Linked DNA regions of Homo sapiens: region 1 is linked to region 2. The links are chromatin contacts, found by Hi-C or POLR2A ChIA-PET in ENCODE. All regions are on one chromosome and are shown on one strand. The core of a region is the stretch at or near the end of the contact, and the rest is flanking DNA. Distances in the headings are between cores, read along the strand shown. Region 1 overlaps ROR1 (receptor tyrosine kinase like orphan receptor 1). Region 2 overlaps ROR1 (receptor tyrosine kinase like orphan receptor 1).

Region 1 (5,710 bases), core at 2,513-5,012, 150 kb after region 2:
GTCCCATTATTCTTAATAGGCAATTTTAGGGGGTGGTTTGAATGCCTGATATTTGGAGAACTTTCAAAGCACATCCAAGGGGTCTCTAATAAGAACTTGGGGGCGCTGAACTCGGGGACTCCAAGTGTCACCTATGCATTTCCAGCTTCAGCCTAACCTTGGGGGCAAAGCAGGCCCTTAACAGAGGAAAAGTAAAAACAACCAAAGCATTCTTAGAGGTGCAAGGCCGCCCTATCATGAAAACCTCAGTAAATTGAAGACAGTAAAAAATCACTCATTCTTTTGATTAGCAGTCTTCTGTATTCTTGCAAATACTGTACTAGTGCAGTCCTATCATTTCAAATGTGTGTTTAAATAGGAATAAAATATATTACACACATAATTTTCCCTCAAATTACGTTTGTGAGATACAAGCCTGGGTAATTCTGCTCCTGTTCCAAGTGAAATGCAAACCCTTGTGTTTCCAAACATCACTATGAAGCAAAGCCAATACCTTCCCTTTTCTGAGTTGGACACAAGTAACTCTTCCGTGCTGCTCTGGAAACTATGACAGAACGTTATTCATCTGTTTGTTTTAATAGCCAAGGGAAAAAAACTTCAAAATTTTGATTTAATTTTTTAAAGAAAAAAAGGTGGTATGAAACAGGTCGAGGGACTCTTTAGCTAAGCGAATAAATGTTAACCAAATTGTCACTGACCAGATGTGGGAACCAGCATGTGATATTCGACACAGTCACCTCAAAATTGCTTATGCTTACAAAGGCATTCCAATAAAAGAAAAAGGGATGTAAGGGTTAGCTGAATTCTCAACCCTATAGATTTAAGGCTTCTCTGTGAGTCGTTGGCCCTCTGGGTTGACATGCCTTGATTGGCTCCCTTTCAAAACTGACCTTAAAGGTCAAGTATGTTAACATGTACTTTTTGATGCTCACTTTCAGACCGGTCTTTAGAAAGCAGAGTTTGTGAGATAACTTCAGGATCACATATTTAACCTGTAATCTCTTGACCACAGCCAGCCTGAGGTGAAGTCTGCTTTTGGTGCTCCCGACAGCTCCCCTTCCTGGATCCTCACCCTCCCCAGCCATCCCTTTCCTTGTCTCTGCCTATACCTGTCCAGAGATGCTCCCTCTCCCAGGGCCATCATTTCAAGGTGTGTGCAGCTAGGGCTGATAAGATTTAAGTGATGCCCCCTCCTCCTGGTTAGCAGTTAACTAAGGTTGCTTCCAGGCTTGAAGTCTCCTCCAGAAGAGGAAGGAGGTAGGTTGGAATAGGAGGTAACTTTTCAGACCACCTCCAATTATAATCTGTTCTTAAAGTTTCTATGTCTCTGATCTTCTGTCTACATTGGAATAATTCTGCATCTTTTACTTGGATCCTTAATTTTATAATGTAGCCCCATTTTTATTAAAAGCCAGGGCTAATTTTACCTTGAGAGATCTGTTTGCCCCTCCCAAGGGAGAAGAACGCTGCCTCTGAAGTGGGAAGCTTCACACTCAGCTCGAGGTTACTAGAGCCATTATGTGGCCATGCTTTTAACCAGATCTGCTAATAGGTGGCCCGATTCACAAGTTTTAAAAAGGGATGTTTTCCATTTATTCATGGCCATGATGGTCTTTTGGGAAAGCATTAGTAAGTTGTGTTTGCTTGGGTAAAGAGAAATTGCTATCCATATGACAGAAAATAACTCCCACTTTAATAAACTGCTCACTGAGCAAACCTATGGACCGTCCATCTCTTTGAGCTGTGTGATGACTTTCCTTCAAGGGTTTTAGGGGCAGCCATCTTGATGTGATTTCCTCTCCATGGCTCAAAACAGGGTGTATGAAAGGGGCTGGGGGGATAAATTCAGAGGTCAGAGGTGTTGGGCTATTTATTTCACTGCTCTCTGTCCCTATGAGGCTGCCATGCTGTGGGATTGCCAAGTCACTGTCCCCGGCATTCCATTTGAAGAGCCATGAGAATCAGAACAAAAGAACCTGCTGATACTGAGTAAACTGCTCATGCTTATATCAGTTTAGTCTGCTTGGAAGTGACTTACAAAGCTACCCCCACGACCTCCCCCACCTTGAGGCCTGAATTTGCAACCATTGGCCCTCTCCCAAGGTCCCTCTACCTTGGCCCTTGTGTAAATGATATTTTTTTTTTAATTAAGGTGGAATTCACATAACATAGAGTTCACCATTTTATTTTATTATTTATTTTGTTATCGTTATGTTTTAAAGAGATGGTCTTGCTCTGTCACCCAGGCTGGAGTGCAGTGATGTGATCATGGCTAACTACAGCCTCAAACTCCTGGACTCAAGCAATCCTCCTGCCTCAGCCCCCTGAATAGATAGGACTACATGTGTGTGCCACCATGCCCTGCTAATTTTTTCATTTTTAATTTTGTAGACACAGAGTCTCACTATGTTGTCCGGGCTGGTCTTGAACTCCAGGCCTCAAGCAATCCTCCCAACCTTGATCTCCTAAAGTGCGGGGATTATAGGCATGAGCCACTGCACCCAGCCAGAATTAACCATATTAAAATGAATAAGTCAATAGTAGTTAGTATATTCATAATGTTGTATAACCGCCACATCTGTCTACTTCCAAAACATTTTCATCATCCCAAAATAAAATTCCTTGCCCGCTAAGCAGTTACTTCTTATTCCTCCCTGTCCCCAGCCCCTAGCAACCACCGATCTGCTTTTCTCTAAAGACTTACCTATTTTAAATATTTCATATAAATGGGATCATACAATATGTGCCCTTTTTGTTCAGCTTATTTCACTTAGCATGTTTTTGAGGCTCTCCCACATCGTAACCTGTTTCAGTACCTCATTCATTTTTCATGGCTGAATAATATAGTCTATTGTATGTATCTACCACCTTTTGTCTATCCATTCATCTGTTGATGAACACCTGAGTTGTTCCCACCTTTGGACTATTGTGAATAGTGCTGCTCTGCACATTTGTGTACAAGTGTGTGTTTGAGTACCTGTTTTCAATTCTTTGGTTTAAGTGAGATTTTACAGTCAGGAAAGTCCCTCTGCATCCATTCTCTTCTCATTAAGAAGAGGTAGGAGACCCGGCGTGGTGGCTCACACCTGTAATCCTAGCACTTTGGGAAGCCAAGGCAGGTGGATCATCTGAGGTCAGGAGTTCAAGACCAGCCTGGCCAACATGGTGAAACCCTGTCTCTACTAAAAATACAAAAATTAGCCAGGCATGGTAGCACACGCCTCTAATCCCAGCTACTCAGGAGGCTGAGGAAGGAGAATCGCTTGAACCCAGGAGGTGGAGGTTTCAGTGAGCTGAGATCGCGCCACTGCACTCCAGCCTGCGCAATGGGAGCGAGACTCCATCTCAAAAAAAAAAAAAAAAAAAAAAAAGAGAGAGAGATAGGCATTTTAACTGAAATTATCCCCAAAAAGAATATTTTAGGACCAAATTTGTCAGTACCGATCGGTTCAGCTATGTCTGCCCATGCCCTGTATATTCTGATGAGGAAGAAAATCGCTTCCAATTAGAGGATACTCCTGGTATGGAGAAGGGTCCACTTTGGTGGGCTACCCTGGGATAGTCTCCTCATCTCTTCTAGTTCTATTGGCCTGTCAGTGGTAAGGTGGGCGCTAAACAGATAAAATAGTATATGAAACTGGAAATCTGTGGAATGGTTTGATGAAAGTACTGGGAATGGGTGGGGTTAGTGAGTGACTAACTTTCCAGGGAAGGTAGGGGCATTTGGGTCTGAAAGATGAGAACATTCACAAGGAGAACGAGGGGGTGGAGGGCATGCCAGCCCTAAGGATGAGCATGGGTCAAGCCATGTCCGCATCGAAGTGCATCCTGTGGTTTGAGACTAGCAAGATCATCCACATGACTAATACCATCAGGCTTGTAGGCTTGTCTGGCAGGGAAGGAAGCTGGAAAAACTGGCAAGAACTAGATTATGAAGTCTCTGCAGAACAGCATTTCCTTTCCTTGCTCTGCAGTGGTTCCTAGATGGGCACTCCTTTTGCTGCCGCACTGTTCCACGATCCCTCTTAGCACTCTTCAAATATCCTTCATAAGCTCCTTGCCCTGGAGAAGGAGGAGACCCTGGAGGTGGATTACAGACCACATTTGCGTTTCCCAATCCCATGGCAGAGAATATGGCAGGTTGTAGAGGCTGGCAACATGGTAACTCAATTACCTTTATGAGAAACATGAGCTCCCATCACAAAGCACCCCTGCACCTTGACATCATGGTGAGGCAGCGGCGCACGCTGGTGCCAGCCACTGTGATGAATGGCCAAATTCCATTTGCCCTTTCACAATGCACTTTTCTTCTCCATTGAATGCAGCCTTGGGCACGCTCACTGCAAGTGCCCTTGCACTTTTGCTACCTTGCCACTTGCTTCATGTTTTTAATTTGCTGAGCATGGAGTAAGGCAGGAAGACATCAATGATGAAAGAAGTGTGAGCTGGAAAAAAGCATAAAGCTGATTAATGCTGGAGGAGCATTTGTTCCCCTCCAGCCAAAGCCAGTGGGGAAAAATGGAAAAGAAAGAAATGTGTTTTTGACTTTATGTTTAAAAGAAAACCTTTTACCACCCAGAATGCACCAAAGCTTCTCCACAGCAGAAAGCCCCTCTAAGCAGTGCAAAAACTCCATTGCCAAGCCACTTGGAAAGAAGTTATAGAGTGTGGTTAGAAACACTATTTAGAGCAAATCTAGCTCTTCTACTTGCTGCGTAACTTTGGATAAGTTCTCTATGCTTTCTGAGTCTCACTTTTCTCATCTGTAGAACAGGAATAATTACATCTTTACCTTTTTTTATAAGATTGTTGTTGGGATAAAATGACTTAGTATCTGTTTTGTAAGTATATAAAACTTAGCAGTATCTGATACAGAATCAAGACTCGTTATAAGGTCTCTTTCTCGAGTAGGCTGATTTAACTAAGAGTAGTATTGAAACGCAGAACATAGTTACAGATCTAACAACATGGGATAGTGGCCTCATCTTGAGTTTCAGTTTAAATCCTAGCTCCACCACAGACTGACTTTGTGAATTTGAGCAAGTTACTTAACTTCTCTGAATTTGAGTTTCTCTCTCGTAAAATAAGGATAATAGCTCATCAGGGGCTGCTTTGAAGAAAGCACCTAACACAGTACCCAGCCCAGAGCAGCAGACACTTAATACATGTTTGGTTTTTTTCAGTGTTGTGGTTCTCAACCACATTCAAATCACCTGATAGGTTTCTTTAAGCATAGATACCTAAGCCTCATCCCCAGAGACTATGATTTAATAGGTCTAAGGTGGGGCCTGGGCATTCGTATTTCCTAAAGCTTCTCAAGGAGATTCTTTCATTCTTTTTTTTTTTTTTTTTTGAGATGGAGTCTCACTCTGTCACCCAGGCTGGAGTGAAGTGGCATGATCTTGGCTCACTGCAACCTCCACCTCCTGGGTTCAAGTGATTCTCCTACCTCAGCCCCCTGACTAGCTGGGATTACAGGCACCTGCCACCACACCCAACTAATTTTTGTATTTTTAGTAGAGATGGGGTTTCACCATGTTGACTAGGCTGGTCTTGAACTCCTGACCTCAGATGATCCACCCGTCTCGGCCTCCCAGTGTGCTGCCAAGGCGATTCTCATAAGGAGCCAAGACAGAACCACTCCCCAGCAGATAACAGTACATACTGGTTTTGGGGTTTTTTTGTGTTCTTTTTTAAAAAATCTGTCTCC
Region 2 (5,829 bases), core at 2,932-5,431:
GATTTTTCTGTTATATGGATGAGGTACCTTATCCATCTAACTCATGCTGCCAGATTGGAGGAATTTGAGGCCTGAGGGGTTCAAGGAACTAGCCCAGGGTTATGAAGGTAGTGGGTGATCTCTTGAGGAAATGAGACGCCATGGATATTCTTGATGTAGATTCTTCTCTTCAGTGACATTGTCATGACCCCACCTCATTGAGATATTTGATCCACACAATACAGTGATTTAAGGCCTGTGTGAATGTAAATTACTGCTGTTCATTTTTGTGCTCCTGCCTGGGACCAGGGAAGAAATTCTCCAAACATCCTGCTTTCCGAGTTTGAGGACTTACTTTAGAAAAGTACTACCATTGGCTTTATACCTATCATTAGCTAAACCTTCTGTAAATGGCATCATTTTGGGAGCAAGGTAATTGTCAGGTCAGGCCTGGATAGACATATACCTCCTCTGTTATCTGCAAGGTTGCTTTCAATCTCCTTCTTTTCCATCTGTCTACAGGCATCTCAATGGTTTATGTTAACCTTAGAAAATAGGGCTTGGGTTTAGCCACAGGGGATGGAAGATGGCCTTAGCCACATGGCTGTGGAAGGGAAGGAGGTAGGGATGGCCCTAGTCACACTGGGCCTGTGTAAAAGGGCCAAGGAGCACTTGCCCCTCCAAGGGCACTTGTCTCTGGGGCTGTACTTGCCACAAACCTAATCCTCTCCATTACATAGCTCTGCAGGCTAAGTTTTCAGGAGACAGCACAGACGGAAAAGCTCCATAAAGCTGTTCTGATCCTCTTAGCACTTTGTGCAAGGAGCACAGATAAGACTTTTGATTCTGGGAATTACTGGAAGAAAAAATATACCTTTGTCTGAATCACTCATGCTGCCAGATTGGAGAAACCTGAATCAGTTTGATGTTGTTCATAACAACAACGGTAGTAATAGTAATAATGAAATCTGTCCCCACCATTTGTTTACCTACTCTGTAGGAGGTACAGTGCTTGAAGGTTGGCATCCGTGATCTCATTCCATTTTCACACAACCTTGCATTTTGCTGGCAGAGAGACCAAAGTCAAACAGGTTAAGCAACTTAGCCAAGAATAGAGCCAGAAAATGACCCAGTCTAACAGCCTCCTCAGCTCCTGCCCTGTCCTCACAGTGGTTCCATCCCAAATGCAGTAGCCAAGTCTGTCCTGAGACAGGGTGGCATTGGGGTGGAAGCCCAGGAAGGCTGAAGCTTCCCAGGTGGGGCTAAGTGGAATGTCCCCAAGGCCCAGATTGGTGCCCATTTTAAGGGCAGGGTTTCCTTGATGAGGTTGTTCTCTCTTCTTGCCTGGAGAGAAAGCCTATGTTATCTTATGAAATATCCCCTCAGGTAAGAAGGGAGTGCATTCTATTATATATCAGGACATGGATCCTGCCAGACTGCAGTGAGTCAAGGCTGCTTCATGATGTCTTGAGAGCTGGTGTCCTGGGATCCTTTGGCTGGGCTGGAAGGTTCAGCTGGTCCACATGGGTAGGAGGATGTGTTGGGAAGGCAGGAGAAGAAGGATGGCCTGGCCTAGCGGTTTAAGTTTGCTCCTAGAGAGCAGAAGTCCTGGCATAGAAAAGGGGATTCCTGGGCTGTCACAGTGAGTCCATATTAGTTTCTCTTACTCTGATACTCTTCAAAGTCCATCCAACTGGAGTCACATACTCCCTTCTTCTTTTTGCAAGCAGTGCTCAAAAGTGAATCAAGCCCACTCAGCCCAATTTGTTGTTAATGCTTGTTGCTCTCGCTTGCCTCCCTTTTTGTTTTCTCTTTTTAAGGCTGTTTTGTCCTAGTAACAAATAATATAAAAAATAAAAATAAAATAAATAATAAAATACTACTACTAATAATTGGCAACAAGCACCATTCTAGTTGCTTTATGTAGATGATCTCATTTGATCCTCTGCAGAACCTTACAAATTATTATCCCCAATTGGCAGATGAAGAAACTGAAGCTTGGAAAGGTTAAGAAACGAGTTCAAGGTCGCCCAGCTAGAACATTGAGGAGCAGAGAACAGAATGCTATTTTGTGTTCCTTCAAAGCCTGGCTTACTCTCTACTTGACCACATTGCCTATAAAATGGGGATGGTAATAACAGTTGCCCTGCTTGCTTTGCAAGCCTGCGGTGAGGATCAAATAAGACAGTAATTGGGAAAGCACTTTGAAAATTGCAAAGCGCTATGTAAATATATGGTATTATTCTAATGTATCACGGGCCTACAAAAACACTGCTCAAACATTTCATTTAAGAGAAGACACACCAAACCATTATTCAATAAGATAACACCATATGTGATCCTTTCATCATTCCAAGAATGTTTATCAAGTCCACAAAACCAAAGCCATTAGTAAGGTTTTGTTTTCTGGGTAGGCTCAGCAAACTTGGAGCAAGCTCAAGTGGTCTTTAAATAGTCAAGTTAAATTGAAGAGACCGCATTAAGTGTCAAATAATTAAATGCCCTTACAGACTCTGGGAGTTTAAGATATATGCTTTCAATACATTAGAATATTCCTAAGAGTAGCTTTCAAGGAGTTGAATGGGAATCCCTTTGGTACTAAAGGGAGCGGTAATAATAATAACAGAAAATAATAGCAGTAATTTTAACCAGTGGAGTAGTGTGAAGAACACTGGCTATCCAACCAGACTCCTGGTCTACTAGATATATAACCTGGAAAATAATTTAATCTGTCTGTGCTTTAGTTTTCTTGTTGGTAAAATGGGAGTAGTAATAGCACCGACCTTGTAAAGGCTGTTGTGATGATTAAATGAGCAATTGGAACTGCACCTGCCATATATAGTATGTACTCTGTAAATGTTACCTCATGCTATTATTATGCTTTCTTAAGCACACAAAATATTTGCAAACAACATAAGAATAAAATGGTAAAGAAACTGACTTCAGCTGTAATAACTAAGGTCCTCCAATGTGCCAGGTATGATGCTCCATACTTTATATACATTATCTCTTTAATCATCATAACAACTCTCAGGGAGAGATTTTCTCACTCTCCCCCTCCGCATTTTACAGATATGGAAACGGAAGTCCGGAAGACTCAGTGTGATCATCTGAATTGCTCTTTAAGACTTTTTTATTCTTTACTACTTTCCCAAGTTGCCAAAGCCTGGCAGCTAGCAGCAAGTCCTCTGCCCTGGATCTGATTGGTCTTGAGAATGGGGAGGACTGTCTAGTGTTTCAGCTGTGCCTATGCTGCTGAGAGATGGGCAATAGGGGAAGCGGGACCCCTCTAGAAGTGATGGCTGAGAAACTTCAGGCTGGACTTTCCACACCTTTTCAGGGTTCTGGAGTGAGTCAGTGTTACTCAGCCCACTTAGGGCTATTCTTGAAGCTGCTTTGAACCAGATTTTAAGGTTTTAGAAACATTCGGTAAGGCAGGAGTGTGGCTGGTACCCTGCAATCCCTCCAGAATGGTCTGGTTTCTAACTGGGTTGATTTAGGATGACATCACATCAGTTCACAGCATTAAAACTGCCTTTAGCGCCTCATTGTCCAAAAGGACAATGTCCTCATTCTTTAATATTGCGGTTGAGTGGAGTAAGTTTTGACTTCAGAACCTAACAGGCACAGATCTGAATCTTGGCTCTGTCATCAATGAGCTGAATGATTTTGAGATAAGGTAAATTTCTCAGAGCCACAGTTTCCTTATCTACTAAATAATGCTTCCTTGCCAGATCAAATAAGATGCAAAGGGACGCAAAGTACCCCACACCTGGTGTGGCTTACAGTGAGTACTTACTAAATGTTACTTCCCTTCCTTTCTCTTAGCAAGGCACACATAACCCTTTCTAAACACACCTCGACCTGTTTATTAACATACTGTACTTTTTTTCTATGTGCCTGATAGTTCATGAAGACCAAGTTGAAACATGCCTTTCCTAGTTTTGCCACAGAAATGAGATAATCTATGTGGAATTACCTAGCTTATTGCCTGGGACAAAATGGGCTCTAAATAAGGAAGAATGAGAAGGTGGCTGAATGGTAGGAGCTAGGAATGTTGGTAATATTTTCTCCTGAAGCGTACCCAGACTTCTCTGGGAAACTTGAATTTAAGAAAGCTTATAAGGGAGACTGTGCAGTGGAAGGGGTCTGGTCAAGGAGAAACAGAGCACTGGTGCCTGTATACTGCCCTCCCCCAATAAAATATTTGTCTCCTCTACCCCACAAGCCAGACCACAGCCATTCACATTTAAAGCTTGTGGTTTGTCCATCCTTGGGAGGGTGCCACGTGGAATAGGATTATATTAAGTGCATAGTGATGGCTTTGTGGCTCAGGCAGGGAAATGTCCCTGGCTAATTGCACATTAGATACTAGTCCTGTAAATGTTATTAGGCTGTGCAAGCTAGCTGCTACTATTAACTTTATGTTGACCTTCTTTGTACCAAACACAAGCTCTCAAAAGAGTTCTTTGCAGAGTGCCATTTAAGGGCTCGTGCAGCCTTTAGAAGTTGATTTGGGGATGCCTGGGAATGCAGTCTCCTGGAATTGCATTTAGGATCCTGACTCAATATGTATTTTCATTCTGGTGTTTCTTTTGGTCCTATTCCATGCGTTGGATAGCTGAACATGGACAGATATACAATATGAAGTCTCTTTGGTTTCCATAGTAACACATTATTTATCTGGCATTGTCAGCTCATTAACTGTTCCACCCAAGTGAATTTTCCAACTAATCGAAGCATTTCTCATTAAATGCCAAACAGTTTGTTGTTTAATGGAAATCTTTCCTAATGGATTACCCACGCACCTCTGTCTTCCGAAGGAGGGCTGTCTTTTCACAATACTGCTTGGACTTCATTGTGAGTTTTTGGATGGTGCTGTCATATATATTACTACATACCCAGGGTGTGTTGAACTCTGGACTAATTGCTCTAAGCTGTTAAATTTTTTGAGTCCCTGGGTCTCCGCACTTTCTCCTGAGTAGTTCCCAGTTTATCTGCCTCCATCTCCTTTCCTGATCTCAATTTGTTGTGTCTAGTCAACTCCAGACTAGGAAATCTGATAACGAAGCTTGTGAAAAGTACGTATAAACAGCTTCTGAGTGAAAACCTCTTGAGCTTTTCTAAGGAGTAAGAGCTTCAATGCAACAAACTGGGCTGATTCTCCACAACAGAAAGCATTCTGCCTCAGACATTGTTTTGTCAGATATTTGTTTACCTATCCTGCCAAATTTGAGTTTCAGGAACCTAATCCAAATGTTAATTCGAATTTCCAAATCACCACCGATTGCCCATCCCTAATCAAAAAATTCTAAATGCTCCAAAACCTAAAACATTTGAGCACCAACATGATGCCACAGGTGGAAAATTCCACACCTGACCTCATGTGATGGGTTGGAGTCAAAACTTTGTTTCATACACAAAATTATTAAAAATATAGGGGCCAGGCATGGTGGTTCACACATGTATGTAATCCCAGCACTTTGGGAGGCTGAGGCAGGAGAATCACTTGAGTCCAGGAGTTTGAGACCACTCTGGGCAACACAGAAAGACCCTGTCTCTTTAAAAAATAATAATTATTATTATTTTATATATATATAAAGTAAGATTACCTTTATACTATGTGTATAATGTGTGTATAAAAAATAAATTTTGTGTTTAGATTTAGGTCCCATCCCTAAGATATCTCATTGTTTGTATGCAAATATTCTAAAATCTGAAAAAATCCAAAATCTAAAACACTTCTAATTGCAAGATTTTTGGATAAGGGATACTCAACCTGGACTATCCAAGTGCTGGCTTTAAGTGGGATGTTACAAGGCCTTCAGAAAGGTCTGTTCAATCATTTCT

Evidence for each region. A loop is a pair of places that touch in the nucleus more often than their neighbours do. ChIA-PET counts read pairs that join two places held with the same protein, here RNA polymerase II (POLR2A). Pooled maps may share reads with other maps.
Region 1: a map of mammary epithelial cell shows a loop between it and region 2 (7-fold over the local background). The contact joins two enhancer-like sites. A Hi-C loop is called at or near these places in 1 of 168 maps with a recorded cell type or tissue (mammary epithelial cell) and 1 of 50 pooled maps. POLR2A ChIA-PET finds 5 or more read pairs at or near these places in 1 of 52 experiments (MCF 10A).

What each region holds. Positions count from the first base shown.
Region 1 is chr1:64,129,414-64,135,123 of GRCh38, forward strand. The region is part of intron 4 of ROR1 (receptor tyrosine kinase like orphan receptor 1); the gene reads left to right. Among named protein-coding and RNA genes, the nearest start is that of ROR1-AS1, 20 kb to the left of the region's middle. Within about 2 kb of position 3,763, at least 2 of the 41 ENCODE cell types and tissues checked have a DNase peak (open chromatin) inside an H3K27ac peak, as active enhancers do; they include mammary epithelial cell, where a contact is called at or near this core.
Region 2 is chr1:63,980,175-63,986,003 of GRCh38, forward strand. The region is part of intron 1 of ROR1 (receptor tyrosine kinase like orphan receptor 1); the gene reads left to right. Among named protein-coding and RNA genes, the nearest start is that of ROR1-AS1, 130 kb to the right of the region's middle. Within about 2 kb of position 4,182, at least 2 of the 41 ENCODE cell types and tissues checked have a DNase peak (open chromatin) inside an H3K27ac peak, as active enhancers do; they include mammary epithelial cell, where a contact is called at or near this core.